Regions from separate parts of the Homo sapiens genome. Here all the other regions are linked to region 2. The links are chromatin contacts, found by Hi-C or POLR2A ChIA-PET in ENCODE. All regions are on one chromosome and are shown on one strand. Each heading gives the region's core, a stretch centred on a gene start or an enhancer-like site at or near the end of the contact. The rest is flanking DNA. Distances are from core to core; before and after follow the strand shown.

Region 1 (3,141 bases), core at 297-2,796, 370 kb after region 2:
GTGCTGCAAAAGCAGAAAATCACCTAATTGCAATAGCCAAGCAATATCCAGACTCTCAGATGGACGGCATATACTTACGAAATGTATAGACCACAACTATTCTCCAAATAAAAGTGCAGCGAGTGTTTCCAAACTCAAAGATGTGAAAACAAATGAAAAACACAAGAAATCTCCCCTGCCAAATTATTCTATTGTATACAACTTCTGCCCCTTCACACATAGTGCCAATTGGCTATGCTATGAGTTTTATCTTTGCATCATTTCTAGTACTGGTGATATAAATTGCACAAAGACTTTTAGAGAGCTCTAATTCATTTTAGACATTTTTTATAAAAAATGGACACCAAGAAAGTGCTTTATTCACAATGTTGACTTTGTGTGTAAGCACTATGCATGTATGTAAAAAATGTTGAAACTTCCTCAGTAAATGAAGATGTAAAGAATTTATCTTTCACAATGCAGATGTACAAAAAGGACCTCTCTTTGCACATCTGCATTTGTGAAAGATATGATTTCTTGAAGTCCCAATTCTTCGGGTGACTGCATATGCAGTGGTGACCCACTGTGGTTTTTGTTTGCTCTCGTCAAAAGATTGAGGTTGCCCATCATGGTATTTCAGATGACCACAGTTATAAAGCTGGGTGTACAGAATTGCCAATCATAGTGGTATGCATTTATAAATTTCACTTTCTGACCTATTTCTTCATGTATACAGTTCATAACTGTTATGCTCTCATGACTGTTGTTAGTACACCTGACTGTTTATGCTTGCAAAAATATGCACGTTATTATTAACTAGTCTGTTCTGTAAAGCAGTCTATGAAGTATGCTGTCATTCTTTTATGCTTCTCAAATAAATCCCCCTTTTAAAATGTAAATACATTTATTTTAAAGAATTTTTATTTTTTCCAGAATTATATTTTGGGGATTTTGGACTAGGAATTTTGATCTTTTGGGGTTTCAACATTCAGGATTATGGTGTTTGGAATTGTGTCCTTTGGTATTATGACCTAAACCCACCAACAAGTGGGAGAGCAAGGATTCAAACCCAGGTCTGTCCCATTCCAAAGAACATCCTCATGACCAATGTGCCAGTCAGACTGTCCAGGTGCTACTGTGCTCCAGGAAAACCTGAAGGGAAGGTTACAGATTGAGCCTCAAAATCCAGGTTAGGACCCAAACCTGGATCAGCATCATCCATTTTACACATTAACCCTGATGAAGGAGAGAAACTAGACCTGAAGACCAAAGAAGCAGATTCCAGGGGTCAGGGTGAGGTGGCCAACAGGAAACGAGGCTGCAGTTTGAAGGCCAAGGGGATGGAAACCAGGGGAAGGTGGGATGGGAGGAAGGAATATAAACTGGCCCTGAAGAAGGGTTTGGCACGTGGACTGTAAATGAGGAAAGGGTCTCACTCTGATTAGTCACTGGCCAGATGGGTGGACCCACCTGCCTCAGGGACAGTGACAAGTCTGGGACAGACCCATGGCAATGGCAGCCCCCACCTAGGCAGCTGCCAGAAATCCTGTGCAGAGTCCAGCACTGCTGACTCTGTCGTGTGACAGCTCTCAGATGCAACACGGGTGGATCCGTGGGCGCTTCCTTGAGGAGGCTGAGCACAGTCCAAATAATGCACAGCAGACTTTGATGGCCCTCCCAACCAAACCTTTTTAGGTTACAGACAGTGCTGTGTTTATACTCCCAGGGACGGAACATCCTTTGCTCACAGCCCCACGCTCCACCCCCACCCACCATCTCCCCAACTTTGGCAAATGCCTAGACTCTGAGCAATCTGTGCAGACATGTTGTGAATCACTGTCAGTTCAAGTACACAATATTCCCTGATTTTAACCCTCCTTGGCTGGCTTGCCTTGCATGCTCCCACTCCAAGCACTGGTGGAGGCAAACTCCATAAGGAAGCAGCACCCCCAGGGCTGTATGGAGCAGGCAGCAGGGAGCAACAGCAGGCAGGACAGCCACAGAACTAGGTGACTGATACCCATGAAGCTCAGACAGTGCCAGGCACAGTCCCAGAGACTTTACATTCCCACAGATCTGTGAGCAAGTGATTATTATGTCCATTGTGAGTGTGAGGAAATTGAGGTTCAGAAAGATTAATTTTCTTTTTTATTTTTTTGAGATGGAGTCTTACTCTTGCCACCCAGGCTGGAGTGCAGCAGAGCTATCTCGGCTCACTGTACCTCCACCTTCCAGGTTCAAGCGATTCTCCTGCCTTGGCCTCCCAAGTAGCCAGGATTACAGGCACGCGCCACCATGCCCAGCTAATTTTTATATTTTTAGTAGAGACGGGGTTTCATCACGTTGGCCTGGCTGGTCTTGAACTCCTGACCTCAGGTGATCGGCCTGCCTCGGCCTCCCAAAGTGCTGGGATTACAGGCGTGAGCCACCGCACCCGGTCCAGAAAGACTAATTTTCATACACACTAAAGTGAGAGAGCTTAGATTTAAAACTAGATACGTTCTTCCTAATATACAATGTTCTATCTCAAATCATCATGTTTCCAATGATTTCTATTAGCAGCCATAATAGTAATAGCAGCAGCCTGTGGGCTAAACACTACACTAAGTGCTTTGTATGTACTAAGTCATTTAATCTTTCCAAACAGCACTGAGGAAGATACAACTACTATCTTCATTTTAGAAATGAGGATCTGAGGCAAGAGAGTTGAGCAGCAGGAGAGAGGTAAAAAGGTAGTGAGTTATCCCCTATGCTCTTCATTTCCTTTGCCCTTCTCCTTACTAGAGCCCACTCAGCTAGTTGGGGCAGACTGAGGCTCATATGACTCTAAGTTCTTAATAGCTCATCTACAGACCTGTGCTGAACAGGGAGGATCCTAGAGGACATGCGGCCATGGAGGGTCTGAGAGATGGTTTGGGGGTCGGGATGTATATACAACAGTCCCATAGAGTCATTCCCCAAATAAAGCAGAGAAGGACAATTTGAGGTCTTGAGATAAATAAGCAAGAATGGCTAGATGGGAAAGCTTGGAGGCTTCTGAAGATTCATAGAGAGGGAGCAGGAGCAGGCAGGGCAGGCCCATTAAAGGAATAATAAAAATTAGCCCTTTCGTGCACACAGCCCTGGGTCCCAGGTCACAAAGGATCTTCACAGATGTGAATA
Region 2 (2,880 bases), core at 258-2,757:
ACTGTTCTAGGCTCAGTACTCTTGAAAGTCAGGCTTCAAGTAGAGTCAATTCTAAGGGGTCTTTGGCCCCAGAGCAGTCAATGCATCAAAGTGGAATTTTCTATAGCATGCTTGGACCCTTGGCATCCAGCACCAAAGTAAAACACAGCTTGCCTTACATAAGGGAGCCTACATTATCACTCCCAGAATAACTGGTGACCCCACAGACCTGCACAGATGTGCTGTAGAACAAACAAACATCAGACGTTCTCTATAAGGACAGGTCTAGGCTGCACCTTTATCTATATCCAGTCAAAGATATATAGATTTATAGTGACCCAGAAAAGAATGCAGAGGAACCTGGAGAAAGCACCCTGCTGCTTAGATCTACAAATTTTGTTCATCTCATATATATAGGCACAGACAAAAAGGAATGTTGACAGGCTGTATTTACTTGATCTTTTTGTCATCTCTTAGAATCTAATACATGTGAAAATTTTGGCATAGGTAAGCACAATTACTTGTGGTAGACATATATATTTGTGAAGCTGTAACTCCTTGTGTATATATGTTTTATTCTTTACACATTAGTTCTTGCTGCCAAAAAGCTCTACATTTTATAATTCAATCAGCCAACACCTGTACCAAGATTTGGTCACTGGGAACTTCAAATATTTCGTATTTGAGAATGGGGAAAGAAAATCTGCAGAAAAAAAAATTGACCAGAACCTGCGTCATGTATTTTTCACAGGAAAGCTAATTATTAGAGGAGGATAAAAACCTGAGGTTCCCTGACTAGGGAGTGGAGTCTAGACAAGGGATCTGATGTGACAGGGTTCCTTCTCTATCCTCTTCAAAATGTAAGGAATGTTTGGCTTCTGGATTGTGTCAGAAAATAGAAGTAACAAATAGTCTTTATTCATAAAAAACTGGCTTTTCCTGACAGAGATTTTAATCGTGTGCTACACACGTGAATCCTTTTTAAAGAAATTGCTAGGGGCTGGGGAATTTCCAAGCCAACCTCCATTAACCTGCAGATTGAGCAAGACACACATCTGTTCTTTAATTGCACAGTATTTCGAATCAAAACAAACAAGCCCTTCCACAGAAAAGGGCCTGTTTTCCTGGTGATGGTTTTGGCTCGAGTTACCCTTTGTGTTGAGTATGTCTACTCTTCAGGCCATAAGGTAGCGATCTCACCGACACCTCCCTGTGTCACGATTCCCCTTAGTAGTCTGTGCTGCAGTCACTAAGCATGACCACTAGATGGCGGGAGAGGACTGAGTTGAGGTTATGGCGGCGGCTCCTTTCTCCCTGCAGGGTGGGAGGAACGCTGTTGTCTCTTTTTCTTCCTGCCCCTTTGTTTGACTTCACCATTCTCTGTTTCCTTTTCGCTCCGCTGTAGTTACGTGACTCACCTTTCATTCAGTACCTCCCTTCAAGGAAAGCCCTGTCTCCTGTCCTTGGACTGGGATCACACAGAGTTCTTGGGATGACCCTGGCTCTCCCGCGCCAGCCGCTCTGCTGCCAAGCGCAAGCATTCGCTCCCAGATGCTTCGCCCAGTTCTTTGCAAATGTCATCCAATCAGTGTCCAGGTGTTCACGGCTCATCACTGGCTTACTGCTCTGGTCTACATAGCTTGGGACATTGCTGTTTATGCAGGTATAAAAAAAAAAAAAGAAAAACAAAAGAAAGAAGGAACGGCAGCATCACAGAATGTGAATCAGAATATTAGTCTGTGGTACTGGGAGAGAAAAAGAAGATTCCCCAGAGAGGATGAAGACCAAACAGACTGCAGACCTGCCATCTCTCTACACTGCACTTGGATTGGCCATTTGCTGTATGCACCCGGGAAAAAAATTCAGAGGACCATGCTGTTGTGATAGCTGACCTAAAGACATTCTGGAGAGCACATGAGTTTGATTTTTACAAATGACTTAATAATCTGGGGGACCAAGCCAGGGCTGCAGAGTCTGGAAGAGCCCCCGCCAGCGGTGAGCAGAGGAGGAGGAGACCCAGAGTCAGGGGTGGTAGAGGAACGGGGTTTCCCAGGCCTCTTTTCACAGCAATTAGAGGTCTGTGTTCTCCTTGAGGCAGGGGCGTAACTCCCACAAGTGTTAATGAGATTTAACGAAGAGAAAGGGAGACTCCAGAGCTGCATTTCCAGTCGGGGCTTCCACAGCAGCAGAAGAGGACAGAGTTCTGCTGCTTCCAGCCGGACCTGGCAGAGAGTCCTGGAAGCCTGGACCTTAGCATGTTACCTTCATCAGCAATTCCACACTCCAGCCGGCATCGTAAGTCCCCAACCTGTGGTCGCCTAGCCCCTTCTACGAACCTTGTGAAGAGAAGCTGCCTGTGCCTTGGGCTAGAAAGTTCTCTCGCACTCTATCCAGTGCTTAAGCTCGCCTGCCTAGGTTTACATCCCAGCTCTGCTGAGTTTCCAGCTAAGCCTAGTTTCCTCCTCCAAAAAATGGAGATAATAAATGGCACCTACTTCACTTGCGGATCTAATGAAAGTCAAGAGCTTAGCACAATGTTTGACCATATAAAGTACCTCTGAGTGATGATGATGATGAATTTGGGCCTAGAATTGACATCTTAGTCATATGAGGCAGAACCTAGTTCTAAGGAAACACACCTCAGTGCCATGATAGAAACATTTCATCATGAAAACCTAAGCAGTTGTGCAATGAAAATCCCTGTCATTTACAACAATTCCCCCACCCCCCACGTACTTGGGATAAATTAGAACCAGGATGGGCCAAGTTTCTCGTCTCGCCTCCTCTTTTCCTCAGTGGCAACCGTGTGATTTATGGCTCTGACGGGAGAGCCAACCAAACTCAGTTGTTTCAGCTGATTGTCCCCGTGAGTTTTCAGGTTGATGTGAAATCCAATGGGGT
Region 3 (3,112 bases), core at 591-3,090, 320 kb after region 2:
ATGTGATATGAAATAATACAAGGTAGGTACCTTTACCAATGAAACCACGTGTCTTCAGAATCTATCAACACCTGCAAAGACACGCATCCAGTGCTCACCTGGTGTTAACACTGAAGTTTTCTTACATTCACCATATTAGGACCCAAAAGAAATTACTCCCATAGACTTATATGAAAGTTTTAATCTGAATGAGTTCTGAAGTCAAATAATTAAGCACCTACTGTGTGCAATAAAATAAGCACAATACAAATTACCAGTTCAATTCAGCAGGTATTTGTTGAGGGTCCACTAGGGAAGCATGTAGCATAATGATGGCTCTGAGGTCATCGCTTATGTCTCCATCTGTACCTCACCATCCACTAGTTGTGTGACTTTTTGAAGGTGATTTTAATCCCTCTATGCCTAGACCTCTCAGCATACAGACTATGAGAGTATTACTTAATTGGGCTGTTGTGAGAATTAATTATCAAGCCTTCATCATAGTACCTGGTACAAAATAGTTGTTTAATAAATAGGTCAAAGGATGCAAGGATGATTACATGATCTCTGTCCTCAAGAAGCTTACAGCCTTGAGAGAAAATAAAGATAAATTGCCATCTGTCCTAGGAGAGGGGTGTGCCACAGTGCTAAAGGGACCATAAGCGAGTAATCCCAGCCTAAGGCTGAGTAGAGAGGAGTGGGAGGAGGTTGGGGGTGCAAGCCAAACCTGGGAAGATGATCAACCCGGAGTTAGCCAAGCTGAAGGAGCAGGAGGAGCAGAGATGCAAGACAGTATTACAGCTTCTAAAAAACATGGCTGCAACATCAATCGCCACCTTGTTTCACTTCCACCAATGCCTATTCCTCTCTAAAGCAAATCTAGCTGCCACCACTTTTAAAGTTCACCTTTTCATTCTCCTCTAGAATCTTCTTGAAATTCTAATGACCTGCCAGCCTCATTCACCGAAAGCATCTCCTGTTTTGATCATCCTCTCCACCATGCCCATCCTATGGACTAACGCGCCAGCAGGTGCTGGCCCAATATTCTGGCAGCCGCTGGCCAAGCCACAGGAGATTTGACATTCTTTTTCCTGCCCCCCACAGTCCCCAACATTAACTTGACTAAAACACTCCTTTGCCTCAGTCTACCAGTCCATAAAATAAAAGCATGCATTCTGACCATTTAGGTAGAAGAAGACTTGTAAATTACAAAGGCTTGTGGAGTCCTGAGAAATAGGGCTAAAGAAACACTCGCCACTTAAAATAGCTAACTAAAGAGGAAAGACTTCCTACTCGATGCATTACTGGGTTAGTGGGTTGATTTTATCACATCCAAGGTTGAATGCTTCCTATCAATCAACTGCAAACGAGGAAATCCAGAGCTTTGGCTCCAGTAATGTGCTTCATATGTTCAGAATTGTCCTCCAAATCAGCAACTGACTGTAGTGGTCCAATGGGAGAAGACAGCTGTTCCCAAGTCAGGGCCCCAGCTTTCAAGGCTGTGAGTGCAGGGAAGGGCAGGGAGCCATGAGGACACTCCTGAAAATTCCAACTTAAGGTGGATGTGTCGGATTTTATCTTCTCTCACCAGCTCTGACTCCGGGATGCAACACCTGACATGAGAAAGAGCCTCCTCCTAAATAGCTGCGGTTAAAACATCCTAATGCTAATTAAAAACGGAGAGCTTAGCTAAAGTGGAAGGAAACATTGCTCCATTAATGGCTTTGTCATTTGCTAAAACCTTATTTCTTTGCTGCCTTCAATTTGGTTAATTAATCTTTCACTGGTGATCTAGTGCTGTCAGCGAGGCAATCTATGCAAACCACATCTCTAACTCCAGCCTGTTCTTCAGCCTTTGAAAAACTGGGGGGATGGGTGGTGGTTAAATAACCAATCTACAAGCCACTTGCAAAACGAAAAGTTTCATTTCCCGTGCATAAGGTGCCAAGACCTTTCTTCAATAACCCAGCAGTGTTTTATTTCTCAGCTGGTGGAATTTCAAATTAGTAGAGACTTCCGTGGTTTCTTACAGACCTCCTTGGTTACAGACGAAAGGACTCCACACCCACCCCCCATATTGTGGGTGTTTTTACTACTCCTTTTATTGCTAAGCTCGCACTTATATTCTTTTCACTTTCTTTTTGCACAATTTTTAAAAAAATTATAAATTAGCACCTTCATTCCCTTCATGGTTGGCATCTGCTGTATTTCAAGTGAGAATGCATAAAATCCTCTTCTCATGAGACTATCATAATCAGAAAAACACATAAGCAGAATGCTGACATACCAGCTCCTTCATTCTGCTTTTGTGATTCTATTTATGAAATATTTGACACATGCAATGAGGTGTTATTTATAAAAATTTGCAGCATACTAAACAGTATATAATACTGTTTGTGGATACATATATACATGAGTAGTAAAAATATTAAAGCATGTTAGAAAATTATAAGCATCATCCTCAGTATTTGAGGGTATCTTCAATCTGAGATCATTTTACTAGCCAGATTGTAACACGCTTACACATACAGACACACACACTTACATGTACACACACATTTGCTCTCAATTTTGTTATATATATGAACAAAGCATTCTAGAGTTTTATTACCAGCCTAGACAATGTCTTAGAAGACTTTTAATTTTTCCTTTAAAATAAAAGGAAAGCAGAGCAAATGAGATGTGGTCAATGGGGGTGATGCCATATGACCTCACTTTTTGGGGGTGTTTGACTGCCTTCCAGTAGCTTGCCTCCTGGGTCCATTTTTGAGGCAGGCTCTGGCTTGGCTCCAGGCCAGTGTGACAATCAAGGCCTGAGAAGTCTCTTCTTTCTGAGATAATTTCTCAGGTTTCTTTGTTTTATTGGTGGATAGAAGGAGGGACCTCGAGAGGAAGGGAGTGGGGAGGAGGGGGATCAGGCGGAGATTTCTAAACTCAAACAGGAAGTCCGGCTGCTGTCCCAGCCTGTGAAACTGCGCTGGCTTCAGCAGGGCAGCCCATGCAGGATGGCTTAAAGTTAATCCATGGAGTCTGGGCCACTTTGGACTAATTCCTTTGAGAGTCTCCAAGCCTCCAAGGAGCATCTCTGACTCTGGCAGACCATCCAAGGTAGTTTTGAAGAAAAATAAACTCA

The links. Hi-C counts contacts between places; a loop is a spot of excess contacts on that map. ChIA-PET counts read pairs that join two places held with the same protein, here RNA polymerase II (POLR2A). Pooled maps may share reads with other maps.
Region 1: a loop to region 2 is called in a map of heart right ventricle, with 2.1 times the contacts of the local background. The contact joins two enhancer-like sites. A Hi-C loop is called at or near these places in 3 of 168 maps with a recorded cell type or tissue (heart left ventricle and heart right ventricle), 1 of 37 single-sample maps with no recorded cell type and 2 of 50 pooled maps.
Region 3: a map of CD8-positive, alpha-beta T cell shows a loop between it and region 2 (2.1-fold over the local background). The contact joins two enhancer-like sites. A Hi-C loop is called at or near these places in 1 of 168 maps with a recorded cell type or tissue (CD8-positive, alpha-beta T cell), 4 of 37 single-sample maps with no recorded cell type and 12 of 50 pooled maps. POLR2A ChIA-PET finds 5 or more read pairs at or near these places in 1 of 52 experiments (H1).

The regions. Positions count from the first base shown.
Region 1 is chr9:20,296,110-20,299,250 of GRCh38, forward strand. It overlaps a transcript of SLC24A2 not described here. Among named protein-coding and RNA genes, the nearest start is that of MIR4473, 110 kb to the right of the region's middle. Within about 2 kb of position 1,547, at least 2 of the 41 ENCODE cell types and tissues checked have a DNase peak (open chromatin) inside an H3K27ac peak, as active enhancers do.
Region 2 is chr9:19,924,929-19,927,808 of GRCh38, forward strand. It overlaps a transcript of SLC24A2 not described here. Among named protein-coding and RNA genes, the nearest start is that of SLC24A2, 140 kb to the left of the region's middle. RefSeq lists enhancers at 1,223-1,517, 1,443-1,552. Within about 2 kb of position 1,508, at least 3 of the 41 ENCODE cell types and tissues checked have a DNase peak (open chromatin) inside an H3K27ac peak, as active enhancers do.
Region 3 is chr9:20,241,076-20,244,187 of GRCh38, forward strand. It overlaps a transcript of SLC24A2 not described here. Among named protein-coding and RNA genes, the nearest start is that of MIR4473, 170 kb to the right of the region's middle. Within about 2 kb of position 1,841, at least 3 of the 41 ENCODE cell types and tissues checked have a DNase peak (open chromatin) inside an H3K27ac peak, as active enhancers do.